Regions from separate parts of the Mus musculus genome. Here all the other regions are linked to region 1. The links are chromatin loops, found by intact Hi-C in ENCODE. Cell type or tissue: left cerebral cortex. All regions are shown on one strand. Links, peaks and the distances in the headings refer to the core of each region. The heading gives the core; the rest is flanking DNA.

Evidence for each region. A loop is a pair of places that touch in the nucleus more often than their neighbours do. Peaks named below come from ENCODE experiments on the same cell type or tissue, not always from the same donor. Only the 100,000 strongest peaks of a DNase experiment are listed, where the experiment ranks them.
Region 2: it touches region 1 in a loop (4-fold over the local background); 14 of 42 quality-filtered maps call a loop at or near these places.
Region 3: a loop joins it to region 1, with 3.0 times the contacts of the local background. A loop is called at or near these places in 2 of 42 quality-filtered maps.
Region 4: a loop joins it to region 1, with 2.3 times the contacts of the local background. A loop is called at or near these places in 3 of 42 quality-filtered maps.
Region 5: a loop joins it to region 1, with 3 times the contacts of the local background. A loop is called at or near these places in 23 of 42 quality-filtered maps.
Region 6: a loop joins it to region 1, with 4 times the contacts of the local background. A loop is called at or near these places in 23 of 42 quality-filtered maps.

Annotation. Positions count from the first base shown.
Region 1 is chr5:108,666,968-108,671,925 of GRCm38, reverse strand. It overlaps Idua (iduronidase, alpha-L), which reads right to left. Exons shown (of 15, transcript NM_008325.4): 2 at 2,409-2,820; 3 at 1,667-1,807. The coding sequence starts at 2,563. Slc26a1 (solute carrier family 26 (sulfate transporter), member 1) reads left to right here. Exons shown (of 3, transcript NM_174870.4): 3 at 1-2,048. The coding sequence ends at 709. Among named protein-coding and RNA genes, the nearest start is that of Slc26a1, 5.9 kb to the left of the region's middle. In left cerebral cortex, for the core only: CTCF peaks have their summits at 948 (motif pointing left), 2,868 (motif pointing right) and 4,163 (motif pointing left); DNase peaks (open chromatin) are centred at 937, 2,070 and 2,739; H3K4me3 peaks cover 1,738 bases; H3K27ac peaks cover 2,214 bases.
Region 2 is chr5:108,724,059-108,729,016 of GRCm38, reverse strand. It overlaps a transcript of Rnf212 not described here. Among named protein-coding and RNA genes, the nearest start is that of Fgfrl1, 32 kb to the right of the region's middle. In left cerebral cortex, for the core only: a CTCF peak has its summit at 1,961 (motif pointing right); DNase peaks (open chromatin) are centred at 1,979 and 4,321.
Region 3 is chr5:110,105,736-110,110,693 of GRCm38, reverse strand. Gtpbp6 (GTP binding protein 6 (putative)) reads left to right here and starts at 2,497. Exons shown (of 10, transcript NM_145147.5): 1 at 2,497-2,838; 2 at 3,497-3,634; 3 at 3,754-3,824; 4 at 3,911-4,041; 5 at 4,358-4,428. The coding sequence starts at 2,523. Zfp605 (zinc finger protein 605) reads right to left here and starts at 602. Exons shown (of 5, transcript NM_001163996.1): 1 at 377-602. Plcxd1 (phosphatidylinositol-specific phospholipase C, X domain containing 1) reads right to left here. Exons shown (of 8, transcript NM_207279.2): 8 at 4,741-4,958. In left cerebral cortex, for the core only: CTCF peaks have their summits at 1,161 and 2,247; DNase peaks (open chromatin) are centred at 2,432, 2,862, 3,645, 3,993 and 1 more place; H3K4me3 peaks cover 2,624 bases; H3K27ac peaks cover 2,423 bases.
Region 4 is chr5:108,130,484-108,135,441 of GRCm38, reverse strand. It overlaps Tmed5 (transmembrane p24 trafficking protein 5), which reads left to right and starts at 2,822. Exons shown (of 4, transcript NM_028876.3): 1 at 2,822-3,206. The coding sequence starts at 3,018. It overlaps Ccdc18 (coiled-coil domain containing 18), which reads right to left and starts at 2,528. Exons shown (of 29, transcript NM_028481.1): 1 at 2,444-2,528; 2 at 1-20. The coding sequence starts at 17. In left cerebral cortex, for the core only: a CTCF peak has its summit at 2,862; DNase peaks (open chromatin) are centred at 2,208, 2,784 and 3,416; H3K4me3 peaks cover 1,839 bases; H3K27ac peaks cover 622 bases.
Region 5 is chr5:108,432,459-108,437,416 of GRCm38, reverse strand. Atp5k (ATP synthase, H+ transporting, mitochondrial F1F0 complex, subunit E) reads left to right here and starts at 3,018. Exons shown (of 4, transcript NM_007507.3): 1 at 3,018-3,091; 2 at 3,337-3,391; 3 at 3,588-3,686; 4 at 4,080-4,171. The coding sequence starts at 3,056. The coding sequence ends at 4,105. Gm34319 (a long non-coding RNA gene) reads right to left here and starts at 3,016. Exons shown (of 3, transcript XR_003955776.1): 1 at 2,894-3,016. In left cerebral cortex, for the core only: a CTCF peak has its summit at 2,942 (motif pointing right); DNase peaks (open chromatin) are centred at 2,971 and 3,436; H3K4me3 peaks cover 1,631 bases; H3K27ac peaks cover 1,022 bases.
Region 6 is chr5:108,425,591-108,429,590 of GRCm38, reverse strand. It overlaps Pde6b (phosphodiesterase 6B, cGMP, rod receptor, beta polypeptide), which reads right to left. Exons shown (of 22, transcript NM_008806.2): 13 at 3,030-3,137; 14 at 2,684-2,793; 15 at 2,397-2,484; 16 at 1,897-1,997; 17 at 1,687-1,794; 18 at 1,348-1,411; 19 at 1,060-1,134; 20 at 402-485. Gm34204 (a long non-coding RNA gene) reads left to right here and starts at 375. Exons shown (of 3, transcript XR_880561.2): 1 at 375-2,763. In left cerebral cortex, for the core only: a CTCF peak has its summit at 2,225 (motif pointing left); a DNase peak (open chromatin) is centred at 2,221.

The DNA of each region.
Region 1 (4,958 bases), core at 422-4,421:
GCGGCTAAGCCCTGCCGATGCACTGGTCTGGGTGGCTACTGCAGCTACCTGTGTGCTAGTCAGCACCGAGGCTGGACTATTAGCTGGAGTGTTCTTCTCCCTGCTTAGCCTGGCAGGCCGTACACAGCGTCCACGGGCTGCCCTTCTTGCCCGAATTGGAGACTCCACCTTCTATGAGGATGCTGCTGAATTTGAGGGCCTCCTGCCCCCACCTGAGGTGCGAGTGTTCCGTTTCACAGGTCCACTTTACTACGCCAACAAGGACTTCTTCCTTCGGTCTCTCTACAGACTCACAGGGTTGGATGCAGGGCACTCAGCCACCAGGAAGGATCAGGGCCCGGAGGTAGGTGTCAGTAACAGGAGTCTTGTCGATGGCAAGGATCTGGGTTCAGTGAGCAGTGGGGCTGGGCTGGTGGTACCCCTGGCATTTGGTTTCCACACAGTGGTCATTGACTGTGCACCACTGCTGTTCCTGGATGTGGCTGGCATGGCCACATTGAAAGACCTCCGCAGAGACTACAGGGCCTTGGACATCACCCTGCTTCTGGCTTGCTGCAGTCCCTCGGTGAGAGACACGTTGAGAAAAGGGGGCTTCCTTGGGGAAGAACAGGGAGCTGAAAATGAGCTGCTATTCCCCAGTGTGCACAGTGCTGTGGAGGCTGCATGTGCCCGCCGTGAGGAGCTGCTGGCTGCTGACTCTGCCCTCTAGCAGGGCCCTCAAGAGCCCACACCTGTGTTCACAAGCCAGTGCTCTGTAGGAGTGGTGTGAATGATAAAGTCATTAGAGATATACCCTTGGACCACCTTTGCCCTGGAGAAGCCAGGGAACTCCAACTAAGGAAAGGAAAGTGCAGCACCCTTAATACATTCAAGGATTCCAAACCAAGGGTTCAGTGATCTAGACTCTCTACCTCTGAGTCCACTGCTGCCCCCTGGTGCCTGTTCAACCAGGGTAGCTGTACCCACACACATGATCCCTCAGCCCACACAGTGCCCAGTTTGATATACTATGTTGTCATCTTATCTGAAACAGAATCCTGCAAATTATATGACCTCCAAGATGCCAAAAGGACACTTTCCCATTCCCTGTACCACCAGGTACCAGATATGAGCTGGATATATGGCCAAGCCTCAAGGGTCTGAATTTCTGAAAGGCCTCCTCATGCCAGGTGCTCATCTTGACTGGACCCTTGCAAAGGCAGCCACCTGCTCCAGAGCCACAGTCCAGTGTCACTTTCTAAGGCAATGTGACTTATATAACCTCAACCTGACCTTGGGGCACAATGTCTCTATACAGCTTATACTGGTAACCACAATGTGGTATATGTATGGTACAAAGCCAGACACAGTAGACCCTAACCCCATTCAGTACTTCTAAAAAAAAACAAAAAACAAAACATCAGGAGGAAACCACCTGTGCTCCATCCAGGGTCTGCCTTTGGCATAGCCAAGCAGACATTCTCCTCTTCTGCCCAACAGGATGCTCTAACAGGAAGCACAGCCCCAGCCCTATGCCCTACCATGACCCCCCCCACCCCCGCGACCCCCACAGCCCAGCACTGTGTCCCACAGCTGGCCCCGACAAGGTCAGATCCACCACCTCAGCATCTCTGTAAAACAAGCTCTGACCAGCAACTCCCAGGGTACCCACTTCCGCATCACCCACCTGGCTGTGATGAGATCCAGCAGCCAGTGTATCCGGACCTGCTCAATGCCACTGTGAGGTACGGCACCTATGTAGGCAAGGTTCAGTTGCTGGTCCCAACTAAGGTCGTACTGGTCAGCCTGGTCGTGAGGCAGTGGGGGGCTAGGGACAGGACAAAGAAGTGAAGTGTTTGTCCTAAACAGGGGCCTGCAGCATACCCGATTTTGTACATGTATTACCTAACTGCCTAGACCCTTGTGGATGAATTATGTGTCTCCAGAGTGTACGATAAAATAGCCCATTCACCAGAATGTTCTACAGTCTTGCTTGGGGGCAGGGTGAGGGGAGCTCCCACAGGACACAGAACCGTATTCTAAATAGAGCATCTGCCTGCCATAAAAAATGGATTTGAGTATTTCTAGAAAAACTTGGGGCACACTCATAAACCGGGACAGGTCTTGATACTTTGGGAGACTCCTAGGCTCTGCCAAAGCACCAATCATGAACCTATAGCCTGAGTACTGCGCTCCTGATTCCTGGGGGCCACTTAGGGAGAGGCTCTGGCATTTGAGGGACCCACTAAGCTAGAAAACCCACGCCACAATCCAGAAACTGACTAGCTTGAGAAGGTGGGCCCTAAAGGGGTTTGCTCTTCGCTTCTGAGTGTCCAGGAGTGATGGGCAGAGAGCCCAAAGCTGTAATGGGGGGAACCCAGAGGATAGAGCAAGGGGCGCTCCTGGACTTGATAAGTGGTGGGCCTCACCAGAAGCCGGTGCTCCTCCAGAAGGGCAACAGAGGCCTCAGCGGGCGGGCTGCGTCCACACGCACCAGGTACGGTGACTCAGCCAGCGCCAAGGGCGCGGCCAAGAACGCAGCAAAAAACGTCAGCATAGCTGAGGAGGGACGCGGGGGTCGCATGGTTGGGATATCCAGGTGCCCCTAAACAGCAAGCTTTTTAGGCGGCGGTCGCAGTGTTCCGCCTCTGCGTAACGCCCCACGTGACCTCTCGCCAGGCCGGGACAAAAAGGAACCCAGTCACGCGCCGCCCCGTGCTGGCGAGTTCCGCTGCGTCCCAGGCGCTCCAAAAATGGAACCAACATTAGCAGTGCTTGGGTGTCTCAGAGCGGCCATTATTCTTGCGGCTGTCTCGGTCTCGCTGGAGGCCTGTAGGTGCTCTGAAAAACAAATCAGGCACTACTGAGTGTCGTGGGGTGAAAGTGGAGAAATGTATCAGAAGATGGCGCTGTGGGACTGCTCCAAGGATTAGATTTGGGGGAGAAAGTCAAGGTGCTTTGGCAGAGCTTTTCCGAAATGGGACTGCTCTCATTCTGGACGGATGAGACGTTCCGAAATCCAAGTGACTCCTTGTAGTGGGCAACCAAAATATCAGTCCTGAACATCTGTGAAAGGCAGGGTCAGTAGTGCAAATCTTTAAGATTTGAATTGTGCACACACAATGAGCAGGATATTAGCAACGATGGAACAGAATTAGCTGTCACTTTTGGTAGCACAAGCCTTTAACCTCTGCAGTTCCAAACAATCGAGTTTCACAACCCATGAAAAGCACCTTTCTCATGCAAATCTCTCCTGACACCAAGGAAGAAACCCTTCTCTAGTGTTCATAGTTCCTGAGGTCCTCAGGAAAGCTGGTAAAAGGAAGGTTTTTAGGTGGAGAAATGAAAACTATGCCACAACCTCGTGCAAGGATCAGAAAGTCAGGAGCCCATGTGATGCTTCTGTAGTGACTGAAATACAAAGTTTGGTGTCCATAGACAGCAACTAGATACTACCTGGTTGGGTGCTCTGTTCTGTATGAAGACTAATGTAGGCAGAGTCTCAATATGTTGTCCTCATTCACTTGGGACTTGCTGTATAGACCAGTCTAGCCTGAAACTCACAGACATCTTCCTGTCTCTGCCTCCTGAGCGCTGAAACTAAAGGCATGGGCTACCATGTCTAGTCCCATTGTCATTATTATTATTATTATTATTATTATTATTATGGATTTTTAGACAAGGTTTATCTGTGTAACTCTGGCTGTCCTAGAACTCAATCTGTAGACCAGGCTGACTTCACACTCAGAGCTCTCGCCACTGCTAGGTGCTGGAATTAAAGGCATGTGCCACCATACCTAGCTGCCTATATTCTATTTTATGTGTATTTGTGAATGCCTGAATGTATATATGTGTATCATGTGCCTGCCTGGTGCTCATGAAGACTAGAAGAGGGTATCAGATCCCCTGGAACTAGAGTTACAAGCGGTTGTGAGCCACTGTCTATGACCTGAATCTGGGTCTTTGTAACAACAGCAGGTTCTCTTAACCATTGAGACATTTTCAAGTTCTTGAAAATCTTCAAAAGTAAAATCATAAAAATGTTAAAGAAGGGCTGATGAGATGGCTCGGCGGTTAAGGGCACTGACTGCTCTTCCAGAGGTCCTGAGTTCAAATCCCAGCAACCACATGGTGGCTCACAACCATCAGTAATGAGATCTGACGCCCTCTTCTGGTGTGTCTGAAGACAGCTACAGTGTACTTAGAACAATAAATAAATCTTTTTTAAAAAATGTTAAAGAAAATGTAAAAACTATAATTTATATTGGAATGTTTTATGGTATGTAAATCATAAAGATGGCAGAACCTTAATGGATTAGATTAGCTACAAATTAGACTTATCTGAAGACAGAAATAAGGAACTGGAAGATAGATTTGGGGGACAATCCACAGTGACAGAAAAAAAAAAATAACAGAAACCACAGGACAGACATGAGACAAGGTCTAACAGTATAATTGAATTTGCAGCTGAAAATAAGAAGGGGAGTAGAGCAGAAATAGCATTTGAAGGGGCCACCGTGATAACCTTCTGAAAGTAAATTTTAAAAATTTGAGGCCAAGAACGTGGCTGAGTTAGTCAAGTGACCTGAATTTGAACCCTAGTGGAAAGGCTGGACGTGGTAGCAACACTAGTAACCCCAGCCCTGGGGAGAGGGAAACACGAGGCTCTCTGGGGACTTGCTGGCTAGCTAGTCTAGCAGAATCTCAGAGCTCTGGGTTTACTAAAAGAAAGACCTTGTCTCAAAAAGCAGGTGGATCTTGCGAGGGAGCAGACATGAACACCTGCTGCCAAGCCTAGTGACGTGAGTTCAATCTCTGGAATCTACATGGTAGAAGGAGAGAACTGACTCTTTCCTGTAAGTTGTCCTCTGACCCCTAGATGCTTGCTATGGTACTCAAGCACTCCTACACATCCATAACAAATAAACAAAATATTAAAGAACTCAAAGATGGAGGGCAATTGAAGAAGACACCCAATG
Region 2 (4,958 bases), core at 458-4,457, 57 kb before region 1:
TGCCAGCTACTATGTGGTGTTGTGTATCATGGACAGATCTCTGCAGAGCTGTGTTCTGCCCTGAAGTCAAGTTGCAGATGAGACCTGTTGCTCTGTTGGAGAGTGGGCCCTTCCTATGGGAGGCATTTGGCACTCATAGGTAAGTGGCATGTGCCTCAATCCTAGTCCTTGCATCTCTCAGAGTTCAACACCACAGGAACTAAGAAGGGGGTTGTGGTGCTCACTCTACTTCTTTACTTTCTATTTGCCTGTAGTTTGTCAGAGAACTTGTCTGGTTCTGTAGAAGACATTAACAGCAGAAAGAAGTAACTTTCCACTCTGCAGCTAGGCTAAGGTGCAGGCAGGCTGCCCACTGGACTACTCCAGTGGTATGTGACCTCTGTGGATGCTGTTGCTAGAATTGCATCTTCCCAGTCCTCAGGAAATGATGCTTGGGCTGCTGAGCAGGGATAAGCCTCATTTCTGCTGTCCCAGGAAGTGTATATGACCCAGGCATGGTTGTCCCCCAGGAATGTACTTGATCCCAGAAATATGTGATGAGTGTTCAGAAATCTTGTAGTAACATACCTGTTCTAAGTTGTTTTCATTCACAATTTGATTGTAAAAATACTGTAATAAAATCTTTGTGAACTTCATGCAATATATTTTGATCATACCACATACTCTTCTCCTTTAAAAATATTTACATTCGTTTACTTCATTTATATGAGTATCTGTATGAGTATCTGTACGTGTAAAGAATAGGACTCTGACAAGTCTAGAAGAGGGCATCGGGTCCCTTAGAGGTGGAGTTATACACATTTATGAACAGCCTAACATGGATGCTGGCATCTGAGCTCTGCCCCTCATGATTGAGCTAAAAGCATTCTTTTTCTAGTTATTTGGTATAGTTGAGGGGCGGGGTATTGGTTTGTTTGATTGGTTGCTTAGTTGGTTTTTTATTTTATTTTTGTTTTTGTTTTTGTTTTTGTTTTTAGACGGAGTCTCTCCCATAGCCCTGGCTATCCTGAAACTCACTATGTATACCAGGCTGGCCTGGAACTCACAGAGATATGCCTGCCTCTTCTTTCCTAGTGCTAGGATTAAAGGCATGGGCCACACTATACCCAGCTAGTAAGCACTCTTATCACTGAGCCATTTCTGTGCCTCCCAGAAATTTATAAAATGTTATAAAGCCAATATTTATGACACAAATGTTCTCTGTCATATAATAAATACCTGATGACTAAATGCTAAGATGTTGGATAAAAGTGAAATGTAAATAACCTTCTGTGTTTATGATACCTCAGTGTGAACCTTGAACCAACCATAGCCCACAGGGCAGGTGGACATGTGCAAAGGGCACAGCAGATGGAGCTGCACACTCATGGCCGTAGTGCTGCTCAGTGTTGAAAGCCATGCCAAGGAATTCAGCAGATGCAGCCATACCACCATCTCACCCCACTCCACTCTTCCCTCAACAGATGCAGCCAGACCACCATCTCACCCCACTCCACTCTTCCCTCAGAGGAGCTCTTGGTCACAAGGTCTGATTATTCAGATGCAATTTTAAAATTTTAAAACTCTTCCATTGCTTTGGATTACACACATAAATTTTGATACCATGGTTTTTAGCATTTGACACTATTTTTATTTCGTCACAATTGAGCTTTTGGGAGCCATTTAATTCCAGGGCACATTTGGTGGAGTTTAGATGTTTACCCTTGTCGGTGCTTTCATCAGCTCTTATCATTAACACCAGTTGTTCTTTTCCTGTAACCTTCACTTAAGTAAACATGTAGGTAGTTGCCCAAATTCTACTACTTACACAGGTTGTGGCACTCCAGGATGGGGCTCCTGGGTGTCACTAGTCAATACTAAAAGCCCACATTCATCTCCCAATGGCAGCGTAGAGATGTGGGTTATTCAGATGCAAGGTGTTTGGAAGTCAGAGGCCAGTGGTGGTGGGTGAAGTGAGCACTAGAGGGCGCTGGGCCACACAAGCTGGAGCTGCCCTGAGTCCCTGTTGGATTCATTTCACAGAAAAACAAGTGGTCTATTCAGTGTAGAACTGGGAAAGGTTCAGGCAACTGAAAAAACTCACACAGGGGAAAATGATGAGGTCAGATGCAAAGGCTCCCCAGTTACTCGCCAGTGTTAGTAACCGGCAAACCCAAGTGAACCAAGTTTATTAATGACACCAGGGGCACACACTGGGAACAAGTGTGTTCCTAAAAGCTAGGGGCTATCTGAGGAGTGTTCTACGTGCAAGAGCAGGACAGTGAGCCTTAAAGACTATAACTCAACATTCAGGGATGGAGCAGAGTCCCCACAGCCTTAGATACTCTACACTGGATTCTTATTTAATAGGTAATCAGCCTTATAATAGCATTGTATCTCATATCTCCTTAACTATAGCACACTCAGTAGGTTCAGTGAATATTTTACCCTTACCCACTATAACTGTCTGTCTTCTTTTCTTCATTGTCCTCCTTCTGCTTGAGTTCATACTCCACATCACCCTCCTTGTTGTTTGTTATTTGAAACAGGATCTTGCTGTGTAACCCAGGATGTGTGTACCACCATGGCTGTTTATATAGCTTTAATTCAAAGATATCACCTTAATAGCTTGTCTTCCATAACCATATGGAGCAGCATTGCACATATGAGAACAAGTTACCAAGCATGCAGGGGGCACAGCTGAACCCCCACAGGTCACAAGCAATAGTCCTATTAAGAATCTGCCCCAGGTGCTGGAGAGATGGAGCCTCAGTTAAAAGCACTTGCTGCTGTTGCAGAGCCCCCAGGTTTGGTCCCCAGCACCCATATGCTAGATCACAACAGTCTGTAACTCCAGTACCAAGAGATCCTACCTCTTCTTCTGGCCTCTGCTGGAACTCCATGTGTGTGGTACAGACATACATAAAATACCTATACACATAAAATAAAAATAAGTGGACCTTTTTTATAATCTGTTCCAATCAAGCTTAATAGCACATGCCTTAATCCCAATACTCAGGTGTCTGAGGCAGGGCAATTTGGAGGTCTAGGCTACATAGTAAGATCCTATCACACAGAAGGAGAGGGAGCAGCAGAGCACACAAGCAGGCCCAGAAGATAGGAAGTATTTCATAGGTATATAGCGAACAAGAGAGTGATCAGGGCTTACACAGTGTCCTTTTAACATAGGACAGGCTAGGATGACCCAGCTACAGACTCAGTAGAGATATGGGTCTCTGTCACCTCTGCACAATGGGAACAAAGCCAACAATAAGTGGCCAAAGAAGTTCTGAGTATGGAGGAGGAGCAGCAATCCATGTAAGAGCCACTGGCTAGGCTGGCTGGCTATGATGGATAACATCCCTAAATGTGGGCAGGAACCCAAGGGGAACCTGAGCACCCAGCTGAGAATGGCTCAGGAGGGCAAGAGTAGCTGCAGAGCTGTGGGCTGAGCACATGATTCTAAGGAAGGTTCAGAGGGAAGGCTGACAGGCAGTGACATGACGCCAGTCTGCTGGCCTCTCTAAATATCAAGGGAGACCATCTTGTTGAGAGCTGTGGCCAGACTTGGTGAAGAAAAGCCCTGCTACAAAAGAGTCCTCCACACCTACACTAAGGAGTCAGCTGAGGGGCCAAGCCCAGCGGGTAGGTGACCGATCACATCTCTGTCCCCTTCCCATACCAGCAGCTTTCTCTAGGTACTCTTGTAGGAGACCTTGTGTAGACATGCCTCCACATGAACATGCAGGCAGCACTCAGGACTGTTTTGCCATCTAAGTCTGCTTAGAATACACATGCTTGGTTTTGAAGTCAGATCTACCTACTAAAAACTTCTAAGACCTCTAACCTCTACTTTAGTTTTCATTGGTTCCCTCTCCCTCTCTGGGCCTAACTGGTTCTCTGTGGTTTGTTTCTCCATCTTTGCCAGTTGTCTGTTCCCATCCCGTCTGTCTCCATAGAAGGCTCTTGAAAGGATGCAGCACTTGCACACATTGACTACAACCAGCATCCAAGTATGTCCCTTGCAAACAGCACATACTGTGCCTCTTTCACATTTCCCTGAGTAGTACATAATTCTGAACTTCCGTGATGCTTTAATTCCACTGCCCTATCCCACTTTCTTCCCCAAACATATCTCAAAGGCATCCTAGAGATGACACTCTCTCTGGACATAAACCTCCCAGCTCCCATATCAGAATTCCTGTTCTCCAATGGTACCAGCACTGTCCCTTCTCATGTGCCCTTGCAGAGTTGACCAGATCCTGAGTCCAATCTCAACCTCCCCCTTTCTTGGCTTTCCATCTCTAAGAGTCAAAATTGCCTGCCATCTGGCAGAGAGTGTATTTTTAGCTGTAAATATTCTGGGGATAAACTGTAAAGTTGGGTATTGCCTTACAGTGTGCTTTCAAAAATGAGTGGTACATCTGAGCACTGTTTCCTAGTAGCACACAGAATCTACTACTAATGGCATGCTTCTGGAGAGACCAGAGTGCTTATCCTTAGCTAAACTTGTGCCTTTTCCTGACCATAGCACTCAGGCAGTTCCTGTTGTAGGTCTATCATTGAGAAAATCATAAGTCCAGACTATGAAGAATAACAGTGTAGGGACCCATATATCTTCCCACCCACAAGCTAAGAACTTTATTAAAAGAATAATCCAGAAGCCCCAAAAGAGACAGGAAGACCCAGGACTCAAGCTCAGAAAGTAGATGAACATAAGGCTCTAGCCAAATAACCCAAAGCCCTCTGCTCCAGCCACCTCTGCTGACCTGTCACCACAAGACACTCCCCCTTGAGTCTGAGTCATTCTTAGTTGGCTCTCCAAGCAGTAGTGTTTCTCCTGGTCAGGCCCAGAGGAACCCTGGGCCTCTAGCCAGCCTCCTAGGACATCACCGTGATAGCTAGACAGCCTGAAGTGTCAAACCTGTTCCTCACGAACACTTAAAAAGCTGTGGCCTCTCTGAACAGGACAGAAGTTC
Region 3 (4,958 bases), core at 377-4,376, 1.4 Mb before region 1:
ATGGCACCCGAATGACTGATGATTACTGTCTTCACCAACAAAAAGAGCACACATACATGCCGTCCGGGACTCACTGGTTTACAAACATACAAAGCAACCCCTTCCCGCCCCACAAGACTTGTCTGGGGAATCCCACTAGTTCTTCATTTACCTGGCATTGACACCTGTTCTCACAGGCCAGAATGTTCTGTGTTCGGATGTTCCATCATCTAATCCGCGTGCCTTATTGTCCCTGACAGGGTGCAGCATCAGTAATGGCACCGTCACCTTCTCCCACCCTCCTCCTGCACTCCCTCCTTCAGCCACCTCTTCTTGCCCCAACCTCCTACCAGGCTGTTGGACACAATCCCTCAAGAGTGCTCAGGGCCCGCCTCACCTTAATCCTTACCAAAACCGGGACCGCCATTCTGCGCATGCGCAATTCCCCTCTCCAATGGCTCCGCACCTGCTCCAGGCAGAGCCTAAACGCTCTTTGAGTTTGCCAAAGACCAGATTGGATACAGACTTAGCTCTCTACAGGATCACGTCATCTGTCACTAGCTTCACTAGGGCTTACTGCAGACCTAACAGCTGCAGAGTCGGTGTGGCCCAGTAGAGGAAGTGTCGATGTAGAACTACATTTCCCAGAGATCCACTGGGGCAAATGTGCCTGGGACTGAAGGATGGGCTTCACTTCCGGACCCACCCCTCCACCCCCCACCCCCAGCCTTCATGTTCCCTTAAGACGATGTCATCAGCAAGGGCCCTTACCGTTGTATTGTCTCACTGGCCTGAAGTATTTTACTACTACTACTACTTCTTCTTCTTCGGCCCTTACCGTTGTATTGTCTCACTGGCCTGAAGCATTTTACTACTACTACTACTACTACTACTACTACTTCTTCTTCTTCTTCTTCTTCTTCTTCTTCTTCTTCTTCTTCTTCTTCTTCTTCTCCTTCTCCTTCTCCTTCTCCTTCTCCTTCTCCTTCTCCTCCTCCTTCTTCTTCTTCTTCTTCTTCTTCTTCCTCTTCTTCTTCTTTTAAAGATGCATTTATTTTATGTATGTGAGTACACTTGTCGCTGTCTTTAGACACACCAGAAGAGGGCATCAGATCACATTACAAATGGTTGTGAGCCACCATGTGGTTGCTGGGATTTGAACTCAGGACCTCTGGAAGAGCAGACAGTGCTCTTAACCACTGAGTCATCTCTCCAGTCCTATTTTATTTCTTAAAACTCTTTTTTATTTTAAAATGTATTTGTTTATTTCATGTATATTAGTGTTGTGCCTTATATGCTTGTGCACTGTGTGCATGCTTACAGAGGCCAGGAGGGTGTTGATCCTCCTAAGACTGTTGTGAGCTCTTATGTGGGTGGTGGGAATTAAACTTGTGTCCTCTGGAAACGCACCCCTGAGCCATCTTTCTGTCACCCAAAGCAGATAATTTAAAGGAAGAATTCATTAACTTTTAAATATCTCTTGATGTTCTTGGCTTCTATACCCAAATTAGACATTTCAGCACTACTGTCTGCATCCAGGAAGATACTCATGAAGAGCCAAATATGTGAGTGCTAGGAACTGAACCCCAGTCCTCTGGAGAAGCAACCAGTGCTGTGACATCTTGAACTATTTTAATCATGACTATGTTCAGTGGAGCAGCCAGTCTCTTTACTAGTCTGAGAGACATCTCCAGCTTGGGTTTTGTTTTGTTTTGTTTGTTTGTTTTGTATCCCCTAGTTCCCTGCTTCAGGCAAGTAAGCTAAATGGATTGTCAGCAGCACACATCCCAAGGCTTGATTTGTTCCTACTTTATATGAATATGTCCCCACAACTCCACTCCAGAAAATATATAAATGACTTGAAAAAAAGATACACAGGAGAGAGAGAGAGAGAGAGAGAGAGAGAGAGAGAGAGCGCGCAGCTATCCCAGGTCACAGATATATTCCATTTAGTTCCTTCTAGTTCTTGGTACTGAACATCCTCTAGCCTACCATCTGTGACTCCATCTTCCTCTGTGTTGAGGAGAGTTTCCTGTGGCCCAAGTAAGTTTCAACAGAAACATGAATATTTGTAATTTCTTATAACTAAGCATAAAAGCTAACACATTTTATAACTTATTTGAATTCTATTTTAACATTCAGTGCTAGATTATTTCAATAGCCTATGTCCTTTATACCTAACTTTATTGTCTTCATAAAAGTTGTCATAGGCCAAACCCTGAGTTCTATTGAGTCCTGTGTTGTTCCTTTTGAAATTGCTGTGCCTACACTAACTCTATTCAGATCTTCCACCACTAGGCTTATTTTTATTTGTTTTGTTTTAGAGGCATTGTCCTTTCGGCCCCGCCCCTCGCCGCATGCGCCTTGCTGTCCTTTCTCCCTGACCCCGCCCCTATCCAAGTTTTTCGCTGCGGGTAAGCGATCTGCTCTCGATCCTCCCAGAGCCACCCTTCGCGGCACGCACATGCGCCCTGTTGTTCTTCCCGTCCCTCCCTGCTCTCCCTCCCCCGCCCCCGCAGTCTCTCGCTGCGCGCGCACGCGCCATGCTTTTTCTGCGCGCCGCCGTGCTCCCGGGGTTCTGGCTCCCGCGTGTGCGCCGCGTACAACTCGTTCGGAGCCCCGCGGTGACCCTGCCAAGTCCCGTCCGCACTGTCCACGCCGGGAGCCGGGTCTGGGGGAGCGCGTGGGCGGGGGGCGGTCCCGTCCGTGGTGGGGGCGAGGAGGACCCCCGTGAGGACGAAGAGGAAGAGGAGGATGAGCTGCTCCGCGCCCCACCCCTCCTGCCCTTGGATACACAGCGCGTTTGCGTCCTGCATCCTGACGTCAAACGCCCGGCCGGAAAAAAGCCTCGAAGCACAGGTATCGGGTAGGGCGAGAGTGGGGATTGAGCAGGGAAGCCGGAAGGGGCGAGGACCTGAAGGCCGAAACTTACTAGTGCTATACAGGAAGGCCACGGGGAATTGGGGCGGCGGTGACGCCTAGTTCTGGAAGGGGCGGAGTCACGAGAAAGGAAGGAGAAGCCGAGGGAGGAGCACTGGGGGCAGGGTACTATGATGGACATCGGGCGTACGGTAGAGAGTGTGGATAGTCTGGGATGTGCTGGGTTCGTGGCTGCTCTCCTGGTGGAGTCGGAGTCTGGCGAGCTTGCGTGCTGGGGGCGTGATCTGGCTGAGCATGTGATGGTACCTGGGCCTGCCCGATGGGTGAGGCTGCGCGTGCTCCGGGTGGGACCTTGGGGCGGGACTATCCTAAATTTGTAGGCGGAGTCTGGGGGGGGGGAACATTGGGCGCTGGGGGCGAGTCCTAGAGGTTCTGCCTTTCCCTGGTAGAGCTTTGGATCATGGCCTGGCGAGCTTCTTAGGGTTGTGATGTGAGCTGCAGGGTGGGGACATGGTGTGGGCGGGGGATGCGGACTCTGCGCGGGCGCGGTTTCATCCCAGAGCTAACCCTGTCCACCGCCGTGGTCCGAGGTCTTCCCGCTCGGCCCTTGACTGGATGGACCCTTGTGTCCTCACAGCGGAGTGGCAGGTGGCAGAGGCGGCCGCCCTGGTGCGCGCACTTCCAGGATGGTCGGTCGCGAGTACCCTGGTGGTGCCCAGCGCAGCGCCTGGCAGCAGGCTGGTGTTCGGCAAGGGCAACTTTCAGGACGTGACAGGTGAGCGGTACCTCACCTTTGGCCGCTGGGCATGCGCCTCACCTGCGCTGGTGTAGGATGGGTCAGACTGCCTCCCGTCCTCCTCCTAACCCCATGACGGGCCACTCCCTGTGCTCCAGAAAAGATCAAGGGATGCCAGGACATCACGTCCGTGTTCCTGAACGTGGAGAGGATGGCGCCACCGACCAAGGTTCCCTTGTGTCCCCCCTGATCCTCACATGACCCATGACACCATGTGACCCCTGACTGATCCCTGCGTGGCCCCCATCTCCTCAGAAGGAGCTGGAGTCCGCTTGGGGTTTGCGTGTGTTCGACAGATTCACCCTAGTTCTGCATATCTTCCGTTGTAACGCACGCACGAGGGAGGCCCGGATGCAGCTGGCGCTGGCAGAGATCCCGCTCCTCAGGTTCGCGGGTGATGTTCCCCGCATGTCCTCCCCTCGTGTTTTTACCACCTGCCCTCTCAGGGAGTCTGTGGGTGATGCAGCATGTAGTGCTCCCCACATGTTCTCTTCACATGTCCTTGGGTACTCTCCGTATGTCCTCCCTACATGTCCTCCTTGCGTATCCTCTCGCGTGACTGTAGATGCTGCAACAGGTGGCAGGTGGTGCTCTCCGCAGTTCCTCCCCGCATGTCCTCTGCACATATCCTTGGACGCTGTGACAGGGGTGCTCCCTGTGTCCTCCCCTCCCCTCATGCGCTACCTACCTGCCTCCCTCCAGGTCCTCTGTGAATACCGACTCTGGGCAGCAAGACCAGCAAGGCTGGGGCTCCCGGTACATCATGGGGTCAGGTAAGGGCCAGAGGTGTGTAGAGGGGATATTGGGGAGAAGGGGGACATGGAGGGGAACACAGGCCTGTGATGCGGGGCTGTGACTGGGGTCTAATGTAATGACTGAGCCCTGGGATCACAGCAGGAGGGACTGCAAGGTATGGAGAGTTCACATGACCCCTGACCTTTACATGGCCCCCTTGTGCTCACTTCATGACCTCTCCTGATCCCGGAGTTCATTGTGTACCCGTCGCAGCCACACAAACTGGGTTCCTGAGTGGGAGGTTGGAGCTGTAAGGGAGGAAACGAAAGAAGAAACGAGACCAAGACAAATTTCTGATCATGGCCCAATGTTTACTAAGAGTCTGTGCTTATAAAGGGGGAAAGCCCATTTCCCTGCCACCCAGACTTCTTGATGCTTTGTTGCCAAGTTGTTAGCACTTAGTCTGCTAGAGCTGCTAGCATTAGGTCGCCAATTCGACAGATTGTCAGCTATCCCAGGAATATCTCAGGAAGACAGGTTCAGCCTTTTGGGTTATTGGCATCTTGGA
Region 4 (4,958 bases), core at 420-4,419, 540 kb after region 1:
GATGAGATAAATTCCATTTCCTTAACAAAAAATAGAAAGAAACTTCTTGGAGTTAGCCTGAAGATTTTATGGTATAAATTAAAATAATCTCACAGCAATAAAATTGAAAAACCTGTGCTTGGCACCAAGACTGAGAACCGAGGGTGCTCCTCAGGACCAACAGATCAGGGTAGAGGAGAGGCTCCCACAGGTTGTCCATTGCCTTCCACAGTCATGACACTCATCACACACAGACACACACAAATGAATGGATGCAATTTTTTCGTAGAAGATGAATTTGCTCAAAGTCACACAATTTTAGAGGATCAATCTGAGATTTGAATCAAGGTATAGTTTTCTAATTAACTTCAATATGAGATGTTAAAACTTAACTTTAGAAGCCCTGGATATCTGATGTTACAACAATCTTCTGTCGGGCGTGGTGGCCCATGCCTTTAATCCCAGCACTCAGGAGGCAGAGGCAAGTGGATTTCTGAGTTCGAGGCCAGCCTGGTCTACAGAGTGAGTTCCAGGACAGCCAGGGGTATACAGAGAAACCCTGTCTCAAAAAAGAACAAAACAAAACAAAACAAAACAAAAATCTTCCATAAATTCTTAAAAGCTATTATTACCAGGTAAGTTATCTCCTCCCATTCACAGTGGTTGTAAAATTTAACAACACTCGCGAGTCATAATCACAGATCAAAATGACATGTAGAGAGTGGATATGGTTACCATTCCTTTAATCCTAGCACTTGGGAAGTAGAGGCAAGTGGGTCTCTGTGAGCGCAAAGCCAACCTGGCCTGTATAGTATGACATGGTCTCAAAAAAATACAAAACAAAACAAAAATGACAGTTAGCAGTTCAACTCATAGAACTACATGCAGTGAACTGTTTGCTGCACCAACCTGTGAGCATGAAACTAAGTTTCTTGGCCATAAAAGAAAGATCATGGGGCTGGTGAGATGGCTCAGCAGGTAAGAGCACCTGACTGCTCTTCCAAAGGTCCAGAGTTCAAATCACAGCAACCACATGGTGGCTCACAACCATCCGTAACGAGATCTGACTCCCTCTTCTGGAATGTCAGAAGACAGCTACAGTGTACTTACATATAATAAATAATAAATAAATCTTAAAAAAAAAAAAAAGAAAAAAAAAAGAAAGATCATGATGGGCTGGAGAGATGGCTCTGGGTTTAAAGGCATTGCTCTTTCAAAGGGTTGCCACTGATATTCTCAGCCCCCACATGGTAGCTTACAATGGTCTGTAACTCGAGTTTCAGAGGATCCCAAACACCCACAGACACAGAGTAAAATTAATATTCTTGAAATCACAGTAAAGGATGCTTTATTATTGTAATTACTAAAATAAAAACTAAAAAGTTTTAGAATTTCCACTCCTACTATAGAACTTTCTGCATAATCTTACAATTTCACTTCTCTCTCATATTCCATTTAATTTTTTTTTCACTGTAGCACCTCTTTCATTGCCTTTCTTAAAATTTGGGTTACAGATATTATTAATTCCCACCTATTATGTTCAAGAGTGTAATGCACTTAGGAAAACTCAATTATTTTGAACGGATAAATGAATAAACTGCCTTCTCCCTCCCTCACTCAGGTAAAAACGGTCCTGGTACATTAATTTCCCACGCAAAATTTCTCAGGAGTAGGGTGGATTGGAAAAAAAAACAAAAACAAAAAAACACCTCGCACCTTATTGGAAAAAGTTGAGGCCTAAAATTAAACGAGATATTTTGTAGATGTAAATGTTTCTACCCTTTTCTACCCTGTTTCTGGTTTTCTTTTTAACAAATTTGCTTCTGCATAAGCTGGAAGACTTCCCCAGTCAGTGGCTCAGGAATCCATGCTACTTCACATCTATGCAACATCTCTAGCTTCGTACAGAATAATGGAGGAGAGAAAAGAAGAAACTTGAGACTAGAAAATGCTGATCAGTACTGTAGGACACCATTTAAGTCAGGCTTTTACGTTCAGCAACTTGTGCATTTTCACGTAAGAATTTTCTAGCCGTTCAGAATTGGATACGTCTGGTATTTAAACATCCTCATTTTCCTACGTTTACCTGTAGTATGTGTACGTAGAAAGGCTTATCATCTTACCTATAGGGCGGCCCTGACAACCGTATCTTCAAGTCTAGTGAAAAATGAGTTCTCACACACGCACACTCATCGAGCGAAGGACAAGCACTTTACACTCTATAAAATCCTGTGACAGGACTTTCCGCTTGAGAAAGAGTACATGGTTTTATACAGTATTTTATTTCAAGAAAGAGGTCCTCCATCTGCCTGTAGGGAGTAGAGCAAAGTCTGGCAGCCTCCTTTCCGATTCTGCCTCAAATAAAAGAAAACGCCTCACAAGCAGGCCAGGCGCAGGTCGACTGTCCCAAGAGAAAACAAACCCCTCGGGAAAGCCCTTTTCCAGCCAGGAGGCGTTTGCTCACCACCCAGATCGCAGGCGGGGTTAGCGTCCCCAGACCACGGCGCACCGCGAGCCTCCTCTGCGCTCGGAAGCCTGGGACACTCTCGCAGCCCACGACATGGAAGCCTCTGACTCTCGATGAGGAGAACCAGCGAACCTCCGAGGCGCCGAGTTCGAACCGCCGCGGCAGCCGTTGGGACCCGCCTCCCGGGCCCCGACCCCGCCCACCACGCGGGGCTCTGCGAACGGGAGCGGGGCGCAGGGCATGCCGGGAAATGAGTCTGGAAGCGCGGATGAGCGGCGTGCCGTGGTCACCTCGGACTACATTTCCCGTCGTTACCCCCGCCAACGTTGATTGGCGTGTGTGAGGGAAGCCGAAACCGACAAGTCTGGTGTGAAGGAAGGATGCGAAACCCAGAAGGCAGCCGAAAGGGGACGCTGGCCCCGCCCTCGCCCGGCCCAGTGGAAGGCAGTGCTTCCACCTTCCAAGAGAGTGAGGCTCGCCGCTGCCTGAAGTTCCCTCAGATCGGGATTTCAAATCGGAGACACCAGTATCCCGCACCTCCCTACACGCGTCCAGGCAGAGATCGACAGGGATGGGCGGCAGGATGTGGCTGCCATTCCCCGTGCTGCTCCTGTCCGCTCTGCCCGCAGCGTTGCTGCGCGGGGCGGCCGGCTTCACACCCTCTTTGGACAGTGATTTTACCTTCACGCTGCCGGCCGGCCGGAAGGAGTGTTTCTACCAGCCCATGCCCCTGAAGGCATCGTTGGAGATCGAATACCAAGTAAGTGCGGAAGTGGGCTAGCCTTCCTTGGGCCGGGCCGCACCACATGGTCGCCTCTCACCTACTTGGAAAAGGTGGGACAGCGACCGAGGTGAATCCGAGGAGGGTCTCCTGGGAAACTGGCCTGCTTGGCGCAGGCGTACTTAAGCGGGGCTCCTGGGAGCCTGGAACTCACAAGTTTGGCCAGTCCTAAAATTGACACCTACCCTCTCTCTTCCCTTTCCTCTGGTCGGAAAGAGGCCAGCACTGGTGACGTCAATGGCGTTACTCTTTGTTTCTTAATTCCCCCAAGCCATTTCAAGCTAGTTTACATACCCTACAGTTCTGAGAAGTTCGCTGTAAGGGGTTGATACACGTTCTTCTTTATTATTGGACGAAGTGATAACACTTGTTTGACTCACTCTCACCACTTTCACCAAATCCCGATATTATAAAATCGGCACGATGTTTTGAATTGTGGCTGGGCAGTGGTGGCACACGCCTCTAACCCCAGCATTCCCGTGGCAGAGGCAAGTGGATCTCTGAACAGTCAAGGCTGCATAGTGAAACCCAGTCTTGGGAGTATTGAATTGTGTCCATGCGAAGATCTCTAAGTCAGATTTTGAAATGTGTTGAAATGGACTGTTGCTGTATTTAGTGGTACATTGTCATCCCGGGTGTACATCCATCACTTTGAAATCAAATAAGATAATAGTGTATGACCTTTCTTCCATTGAACTTTGTCAGCTTTCTTCCCGTGTCATTGTTTTCTTTTTAGTATCAGCAGAATACGCTTATTATTAAATCTTTTTTTAATTCTTATGTAAAACTTTTATATGTGGAGCCTTTGGGATTATTTATAGATGTTTACAGTAATTACAGGAAGTATCTAAAGTCATAATATACAAAAATCTCAGCACAACTAAGGTTACAGCTTAATATTTCTTGATTTCCACTTGTGAACAAAAGTTTAGCATTTACTGAACAATTAATGTATGCAAGGAATTGTTCCAGGAGGAGGAACAAACTGAGAAAAACCTGGTTCTCAGGAGTTTGGGGGTTCATAGGCAGGCTTTGTTTGGGCTTGATGGGTTTGGTAGGCTGTGGTTGGATGGATGGTTGGTTGCTCTGGTTTTTGTGACAAGGTTTCAACTATGTATCCAATGGCATTGAATTCAGTATTTAGCCCAGGCTAGCCTCCGATCTCACAGGAGTCCTTCTCTAAGTCGTGTCCTCCCCCCCCACCCAGGACTGGTATTACAGCATGAACCATCACATCCTACAGGCAATTTGAATAAAGCATGATTTTTGGTTTTCAGAGAATAGGATTGTTGGAGAAAATAAAAATAAATCTGAAAATGAGTTAAGAATGCAAGGAATGAGGCCAGTTTTAGAAAAGGGAAGAATTGACTAGACATTGTGATTGTAGGATGTATAGTTTAAGTGTTCCGAGGCATACTATAAGTACTGGGGTTTTATTAGCTTTGAAGACTGTCAGGTCTTAGGGTAGGAGTAGCAAAGGAAGAAAATAGACCACACATCGAGGCAACGCAGAAGGGACCATAAATGTGTTTTGTGATGAATACCTTTTCCCTTATTTTTTGCAAGGCCATGTAAGATTAAGCAGATAGGTAGGTAGACTGTGAAAGGCAGATTTAAAGGAAGTAAAACTAGGCACAGGGAAACCAGCTATGGGTTTAGTGAAAGAATCTAGGTAAGAAAAGAAATTTTATTCATCAGAACTTTCCTTGCAAGCAAGCATGGTACTGTATG
Region 5 (4,958 bases), core at 484-4,483, 230 kb after region 1:
GGCCAGTGGTAACCCTTCTCTCAGCCCAGGCACCAGAAAGTTTTACTCTGCCAAGGATGCTACATCTCCAGGGCATGTGCCACATTACTGGCCAAGGCTGGGCATCTCATTCATCCTAGGCAACTGGGCTCTGCTAGGGCAGTAGAAACCAGAGGTGCTGAGGATAGAGTGCTATCTTTTCAAAACCAGCAGATAAATGGTCCTGGCCCAAGAATGTATGCTTTGTCAGGTTTTGTTTTGTTTTTGAGACAGGGCTTTTCTGTGTATCCCCTGGCTCACCTGGAACTCACTTTGTAGACCAAGCTGGCCTCAAACTCAAGAGATTTGCCTGCCTCTTCCTCTCTAGTGCTAGGATTGTGCCACCATAGCCTGGTAAAGAATTTATGATTTGTTCTGTGTGTATAAAGTGTTCATGGCACTTTTTACTTCCTTATTAACTGGCAGACCTAGTGGCATTCTGATGCCACTTCTGGCCCTTCTGTAGCTGGGTCATGGGCAAGAACATTTCTGAGGCAGAAGAGCCTTAGAGAAGGTTAGACTGCCTGCAAGGGGGTCAGTCTTGACACGGCCCTCAGGTTTCCCATTACTCATCTGATAGGCAGAGTTCAGGGAAGCAATATGACTTGCATTCTGTCACTGATGCCAGACACGGGATTTCTGGGGTGAGAATAAGGGCAGGAGATATGGGAGTGAGCCTGCAGGCTGTGTGGGATGAAAATGTTCAGAGAATACAATGAAGTGAGCAGATGAGAGCCCCCACAGTCCCATAGTTTAGAGCATAAATAAGAGGAGCAGGAAGTAGGACCTCAGCAGCCACAGATGGGACAAGTGGGAATGGATTGTGCATCTGATAGCTGGGTAACTCCTACCCTGGTACATTTCTAAACTGTGACATCTTCCACATTACCAGAGGTGGGTGTTTGTCCAGGTGTGGGAATGATAGTTGAGAGTAAAGGGCCTCAGTTGGGCTCAGCCCAGCTACAGGGGTGGTAAGCTCTGAATTTGAGAGGGCAAGACCCAAGGGAGGATCTTGGCTGAGCCTGGGCACAGCACTAAAGATAGCAGCACACTGGGAATATTTAGATTCTGCACACAGCTGTCCCCAACAGGTGCAGAATCCTCCTACTGGTGTCCTGAGCTATGTGGAACCTTAACCACTTCCACTGCCTGACAAATGACCCCAAGCAACAGCAGATGTCAAGCCATCCGTGTGTATGCTTGTGCCAATGTGTGTATTGTAAGCCTCTTCTGCCTCTACGCCATGTAGCTTCTGTGTACCCACCCCTCAATCCATACTCCCCTTGGTACCCACCCCTCAATCCACACTCCCCTTGGTACCCACCCCTCAATCCACACTCCCCTTGGACCCCCAAAGACACTTGCAGTTCTGGAAGCTTGAGCTGCTAAGGAGTCAGGTTTATTTTAAGATTTAATGAGGGAAACCTGTTTGATCACATAAGTTATCTAACCAGTTGCTCAAGATCAGGGAAGGGAGGGGGCTCAATGTGTAGATGACCATGAGGGGTGAGGAAGTTTACTTGGTGCCTTGTAGGTTAGCATGCCTTTGCAGCTTCCTTGGGGAGCAGTGAGTTGGCAGGAGGGCAGGAATCTCACTGTGGCTCAGGTAGGGATGGGAGTGAGGAACGTCTCAAAGGCAAGGTAAGAGTATGTGGAGCACCTGTGGCACATGGCCTGGGTAATTCTCGTCTCAGTTTAGGAACATTTCTAGGATTCTAACAGAGAAGAACTAGGGCTTTGACTCCAGATCAAATGTAGGCAAAGTTCCAGAGCCTAGGGCAATGGTTCCTCTTCTGATGGCCCCGGAGAGCTGGGTACCTATTATGAGTCCTGCAGTTTTCATTGCTGCATTTTATCCACTTTATATTCATAATTATGTTCTCTTTATAAGTATGGACTATAAAGAGTCAGGAAAAGATACCCCATCCCTACAGACTGTGTACCTTTCCAAGCCCTGGTGCAATGCAAAACTGAGGAGGCTGGTTCAATCAACAGCCTTAGGAAGATTTCAAGTCACTATGGGGCATTGGGGTAAAGCCAGCCATTCAGTGGGTGGCTACAATCTATACTATGACAGATGTACACAAAGATGCTTGCCAATAGACACAGCTGATAATCACCTTGTCTCCATCTTGCCCCATCCCAGGCCAATGATGCTCAACTTTCCTAATGCTGTGACCCTTTAATACAGCTCCTTATGTGACCCTCCCCATACATAACATTATTTTCATTGCTACTTTATAACTGTAATCTTGCTACTGTTATGGGTCATAATGTAAATACTTTTGGAGATAAGTGTTTGCCAAAGGGATCACAAAGGGTTGGTCTAGACCGACATGGCTGCTAGAGAGGTACCCACTCTGGGGACATGGACTGCAGAAAGGTAAGTTTGGCAATCTGGGTGCTCCATGGTCAGTCTCTATGAGGCCTGAAAAGGAGGTCAATAGGACTCAGGATCTGTAGTCCTGAGAGTGTGGGCAGGGAGATGCAGGGGTTAGCCTCATTTGGATGAACATTACCTGTAAAGCCCAATGGAAATTAGGAGCTCTGGGCGAGAAAACACTGGTCGGAGGACATATGTGTCCAATGCCGGAAATTGCAGGAAAGCCCTGGAAGGTTGCTGACCTCTCAGGAAGGGCCAATACAAGTTCTGTAATCTCATGCCCAAACCCACCGCACCCAATGGGCCGCTGGAGTCGGCCAGGTGTGCTCGTCTGTTCCAAGAGATAAAGGGATTGTTTGCGTGCTCCAGTCCACAACAGGTGGGCGACAGATTCCAGGGCTGGTCAGTCATTACACGCCGGTGCTGAAGTAACGAGGCTCTGTGTCACCACCCTTTTGAAGCCAGCTTACACTAACAGCCTAGACTTCCTACCTGGAGAGTAGTAACCAGCCCCGTGGGAACGCTCGGCTATCCTCCAGTCGCTAGGGGGCAGCGCTTTCACTGCGGCGCATGCGCCTTTCTGGCTTCAGGAGGCGGCTTTCATTCTCTGTCTTCCGCCTCAGTTGAGCTTCCGGCGCGAAGGTCACGGACAAAATGGTGCCCCCGGTTCAGGTCTCTCCACTCATCAAGGTGAATCCTCATCCCCGTTGTTGCGCGGTGCTCAAAGCTCCTCTATGCCCCCTTTCCCCTCCCCTCCCGTGACTTAGCATTGCCCACCCTTGGGACTGCTGGCTGTGGTCTCGAGCAATCCCGGCCCTGCAACCCTTGCACACACACCCGCCCCGTACTCCCTCTCCCAGTACTCCTCGATGTCCGACCCCTGCGATCCCCTTGTTCCCTCGGTGTGCCTTCTACTATAATGTTTTCTTCTGCAGTTCGGCCGGTACTCCGCTCTGATCATCGGCATGGCATACGGCGCCAAGCGCTACAGTGAGTTTGGGGACCGGGAGAACGGGATTCCGGGTGAAAGGCTGTGTGACACTGCTCGAGCCTGCAGTTCCTTGGGAGGGAGATGATGCCAGGCCCTAGAGGGGGGCAGGTGGGAACAGCTATCTGGAGATTTTGGAGTCGGCTTTTTCACGAAGCAGCATTTTCAGAGAAGTTAATTGCTTCCACTCCCCCCCAGGTTACCTAAAACCCCGGGCAGAGGAGGAGAGGAGAATAGCAGCGGAGGAAAAGAAGAGACTAGATGAGTTGAAACGGATTGAGAGAGAACTGGCGGAAGGTATGGCTTTTAGCCTCTCCCAACACCCCCGAGTTTTCTGGAAGTAGCTGCTGCTTAGTGGACCAGGGGCTGCCTCTCATCCCATGACTGTTTTGTCCAGTGCTGTCCTCCGTGGAGCCCAGTGGAGTGTGAGAGGCATACTGCCCCTTCTCTTGGGTAGCATCTGCAAATTGCCTTTCGAGAGGTTACTGCTGAGCAGGCTCTCTGACCCCTCTGTGTTGACTTCCTGTGGATTCCAGTCAGATGGAGAAGGCAGTTGGGGATGCAAAGGATGGTTTTAGTAATGAAGTTAGGGTTCTCTTGGAATTAGATTCTTGATTGTTTAAAGCCCAAGTCCCCGTAAGGTGGCCCAAGTCTGTATAATGTTTGACATGGTCTCTTCTCACTTTTCAGCTCAAGATGACAGCATTCTCAAGTGAGGCGTCAGCGAGCTTGCTTTTCTCTAGTCGTTGAGAACGAATAAAGCTTCATTGTGTGATGCTGTGGCTTCCTCTCTCTTTACTGTTTGCTTCTAGGTACCGGCTCTGTGGTTGCATCCTGGCTTTTCCTTGGGTAGGGAGGGTCGGGGGTGGGGTGCAGTGGGTGGAGTTTCAAAGGAATTAATGATCATTACCAGACACACAGACAAAGCGAGAAGTGCTGGGGCATGTGAAGGTGCAGTGGTAAGGCCAAATTAGGGCTCCAGGGATGCCGGGGTAATCCCTGGAGTGGCCTAGCCTCCTGGAAGCAGCTTGCTCTGCTCTGATCTGCACTCTTCTGCTTATGTCAGCAGCTCGGGCCCAGTACAGGAGGATGGGTGTTGATGCCTTCACAATAACGTGGGTCTTGTGCCCCCAACTGATAATTCTTCTCTAGTTCTTAGAAAGTGACCTAAAGCTGAACTATTCAAGGAGGCCTGGACGACTAGGCCCTTGTGTCCAGCTGGGGTGCTAGTTAGTTCTTGTCAACTTGACACAAACTAGACACCCGGGAAGAGGGAGCCTCTGTTGAGGACTTGTCTATCAGATTGGCTTGTGGACATGTCTGTGGAGCATTTTCTTAATTGATGGTTAATTTGTGGAAGTGCCCAGCCCAGTGGGCAGATGGTCCTATAAGAAAGCAGTGTTCTTCCGTGATTCCTGGCTCTTGCTTCTGCTCGACTGACGGAGACTTTGTAAACCAAATAGAGCAAACCCTCCAGGTTGCTCTTGGTTACGGTTATCACAACAACCAAAAGCAAACTAGAAGTGTTACTGCTACCTCTCTGTTCTGGGCTTTGGATAAGTTTTCTAG
Region 6 (4,000 bases), core at 1-4,000, 240 kb after region 1:
CTGGAAAACAAAAAAACAAAAAACAAAAAAAAACAAAAAACAAAAAACAACAAAAAACTAGGTATCACCTTCACAGATACCTAGTAGACAAGTTGTAGCCATTTTCCTGAAGATGGTGTGCCCATTGTGGTTAAAGAGGCCCTCTGAGGCAGAGATATTTAAGGTGAGACCTCAAGGTGAGTAAGGACATTTTAGGAAATACACTTAGTGCTTCTGAGGGAACAGTCATAAGTTTTGGGACAATTAGCAGGGCAGGTTGAGGTGGGTGTTGTGGTTTCCCCCATCAAATAAGGGTGAAGATCACACAAATGTCCCTGTGTGATCCCTGCTGGATTCAGTCCATTCCCAACCCACTCTGAGCCAGTCCACCCCAGCCAACATGGAATACCTCTGCTGCGCACCTTGTATACGAAAGTACATACGAAGTCAATGAAACCAACTTGCAGCTTAGGGAGCTCAGCTGCTTTGTTCCGGTCCATCATGGGCTTGTAAAGAAAACACAGGCAGATGACATGGGTGCTGTCTCTCCCTATGAGACTTTGTTTGCTGCAAAGACCTATTTCTTGCTTAGTCTATGCCTTGCCTAAAGCCTGCTCCAAACAGTTCTTCACACTAGCCAGAGCTGGCTTAGAAGATAAGTGGTCAGAACAACCCTTTGTAGTTCCCAGTTCCCATGTATGTAGATGCCATCTGTGGTGTTAGTGGTGGGCCCTAACCCTAGCTGTAACTACCTCATTGTCTATCTTGCCATGGACTACCACCACTACTCCCTGCCTTTCCCTAGGCTTGCCCTTCTCTGACTTGACCTCCCTGGACTGGCCTGTCTAATGGATGTACTCTGCAGCCACATAGACCCTAGGTGCTCCTGCTGAGCTACAACCCCAATCTAACAATTTTTTGTGATTTCTATTCTGCAAGATGCAAAATTACCCATAGTCATGCCAAAGGGCCACACAAATCAAGGCTAAGACTCCGGGACCTTAAATTCCTGGGGTCTGGAGCGCTACCAAGCATTCTAATACATATGCCAAGATAGAATATTCTGGAAGCAACACTCACAATGGGCTGTTGATCCAAGACAGTCCTCTCCAAGTCCCCCTGTTCCCAGAACTCAGCAGCCACCAGAAGAGCAACCTAAGCACACACAAAAGTTATAGTGGGGCTCCATGTTCAGGAGCAGTAGGCCCTCCCCTCAAGGTCCTACAGGCAGTGTTCATATGGCGCCTCTCACTGCCGTACCCAGGGATGACTTCAAAAACCAACACCATTTCCCTGTAGCTCCCTAGGTACAGACCCAGGATGGCCTGCGAAGGGCTATTCTGGGTCCAGATGGTCATCAGTCCTGACCTTGCTCTGGACTTCCCAGGGTTTGGTGATAGCAGACAGGTCACATGCAGTCATCATCATGGCCCTGTGGACAGACAGACAGCAGACTACCTGTCCTTCTGAGCAGAGAGTAAACATTTTCTCAGCAGCTCTCTGGGACAGTCCTAGGAAAGGTGCTGGTCCCAAGTCACCACCTTGTAGGTGAAGAAGGAAAGCTGAGCTTGAAGCAAGTGGTGGTCAGGGGTGCTAAGGAAGATTCTGGATTCAGTGGTGAGGCCTATGAACCCTTGTGCCGTCTCCGGTCCCTGGGATTAGGGAGGTCTGCAGGGCTAATTGGCCAGCAGTGGACCTGCTACTTACATGACTATCTCCTTTCGTGTGGTCTCTAAGGATAAGTACTCAACCCAACTCTTCTTATCTTCATAGTTCTTAGACTCATCCACAATCTTCTGGAACATTGTTCTCTTCCTGACCCCAAGAAGGAGGGGAGGAGTAGGTGACAGACTGGCCATGGTTATCTATGTCTACTGAGGGCTCTGCCCACACCTCCTGCCTCTGATGCATTCTTACTTGAAGTAGAGGGCCAGGTCGGTGGCAATGATGGCAATGTCCATGAGGTGGATCACATGTTCATGCTGCCGCCGGTTCAGGTTCTGATAGATGTTCAGGCTCTGTGGGGACCATAAGTTGGTGTTGGGTTGTGGCAGAGGTTGTCTGTGGTACTCTTGTTTTTGACTCTCAGGGCCTACTCTGTCTAATCCCCTCACTCGAACCTTGCCTTCACTTATGTGAAGATCAGTCTTATGGCCATCCCTGCCTTCCCTTGGTGTCTACCCTCTGTCAGTGTCCTGGGTCAGATACCTTTGCCCATTTCCATGATCTGTTGTACCCTCTAGTGGCCATTCCTAGCTACTGCCTCCATGACTGCAATTCTGCCCCATGTGGGAACATCTCTAGATGTGAGCCTGTCCTTTAGCACCTCACACTGATAAATCCATGCTGCCCAGGACCTCCTGCTTGTCTACCACAGCCCAGAGGAGAAACAACTCATAACCAAATCAGGAACAAACCTCCTCTGCCAACAGAAACTTCCCAAATTCCAGGTGGTGCCTTTCCAGAATTGAGGAGCCATGTAACTTGGCTAGAGGATTCTGCGATCTGTTGTTTATTTTATTTAACAGGGGAACACAACAAAAGCAATGTTAGAAGGCAGTAGGATGAGGTCTGACCCATGTGGCACTGCATCTTCAAGGTGGTCCATCTCAGTACTGATTGCCAGACTGCAAAGACTCACCCTAAGGACGCGTGATTTATGGTTTACCATGCCCACCACAAGCCTGCCCTCCCCACAGCCTACTTCATCTGGTACAGGTTGTTGGTGCCACGGTGGTCGATGTCGTGGCACAAGCCAGCTGTAACCATGGCGAAGGCCTCTAGGTCAGTGTAATAGCTCTTCAGTTTGCCTGTCTGTGGGAATAGATCCAGTCCTGAGTCCTGTCACTGGCCCAGCTCTCTGGCTCCAGAAGGCAGTGGTTAAAGGGGATGTGGGGTGTCCCAAACCCATCCCTTTGCCCACCCAGGTCCCTTCCACTCATTGCTAGGACTGGATACACACAATTGGCATCCTTGGGCCAGAAGATAGTTAGCTGTGGTCCTTGCCCCAGCCCTCTGATTCATCTAGCCCATCCAATTTACATACGTACCATGAGTAGGGTAAACATGGTCTGGGCTACATTGAAGCCGTGGCGCCAGTTGTGGTAGGTGATTCTTCGATAGGCTTTGCTGACAGAGAATAGAAAGCGCACCAAGACCTGGGGAGCAGAGTACATGTGGGTTCTGAGATCCACATATGAGCCTACACAGCACCATATCAGAGCCTATCCAAGCCTCTCATACTGCTTGCATTAGAGTCTGTTATACCTATTTCTCCACTTCTATCTTGTTGGTCTCAGAGCCCTTGTTCCTTGTTCTCACTGGCCCCTTCCTGTTTGGGAAGGGCTCTCACACCAGAACAAAGAACAGCCCTTGGGAATTTGATGCCTCTCTCTTCCCAAGGTTCAGACTCACAATGGAAAGAGGACCCCTGGCATGTGAGATCTTTTGAGAAAGCAAAAACCAAAACCAACTAAATAACCAACCCAACAACAACAACAACAACAAAAAAACCCATTGGTTTAAGGCCTGAGTGTTTGATTCACATGTGGCCTGTGAGCAGAAAGGTGGGAAGCCTCAACATTTTCTTCAACAAGAGGATGCAGGCTAAGAGAACCCTTTACCCCTTCCATTATGATATTTAGGATCAAATAATTATTTGGAAATATTTTTTATCCCAATGGCTTTCTTTCTGTCTGTTTCCCTTAGCATTTAGTAAAATTTCTTTCAGAAATATCAGCCTGTTGCTTCTGTTTTCTGAGGAGCATGAGAGATTATTCATTCTTCATTTGTGTTGTGGGAGCACAGGTAAGGAGGTGGACTCAGGACAGAGTGAGAAACCCATGGTAAGAGCAGGATGGTGGGGCTCTGAGCCCTTCCCTTCCTCCAAATATTGATCCCTGAGAGGCAAAGCTAGAAGATACTATGTGATTTCTGTCCTGGTGAGCAGTTGCTACAGTTCCCCACCAACGATCTTATTTCCCTGTGATGTCCTAATAGAAATGTCATTTGGACACCTAGT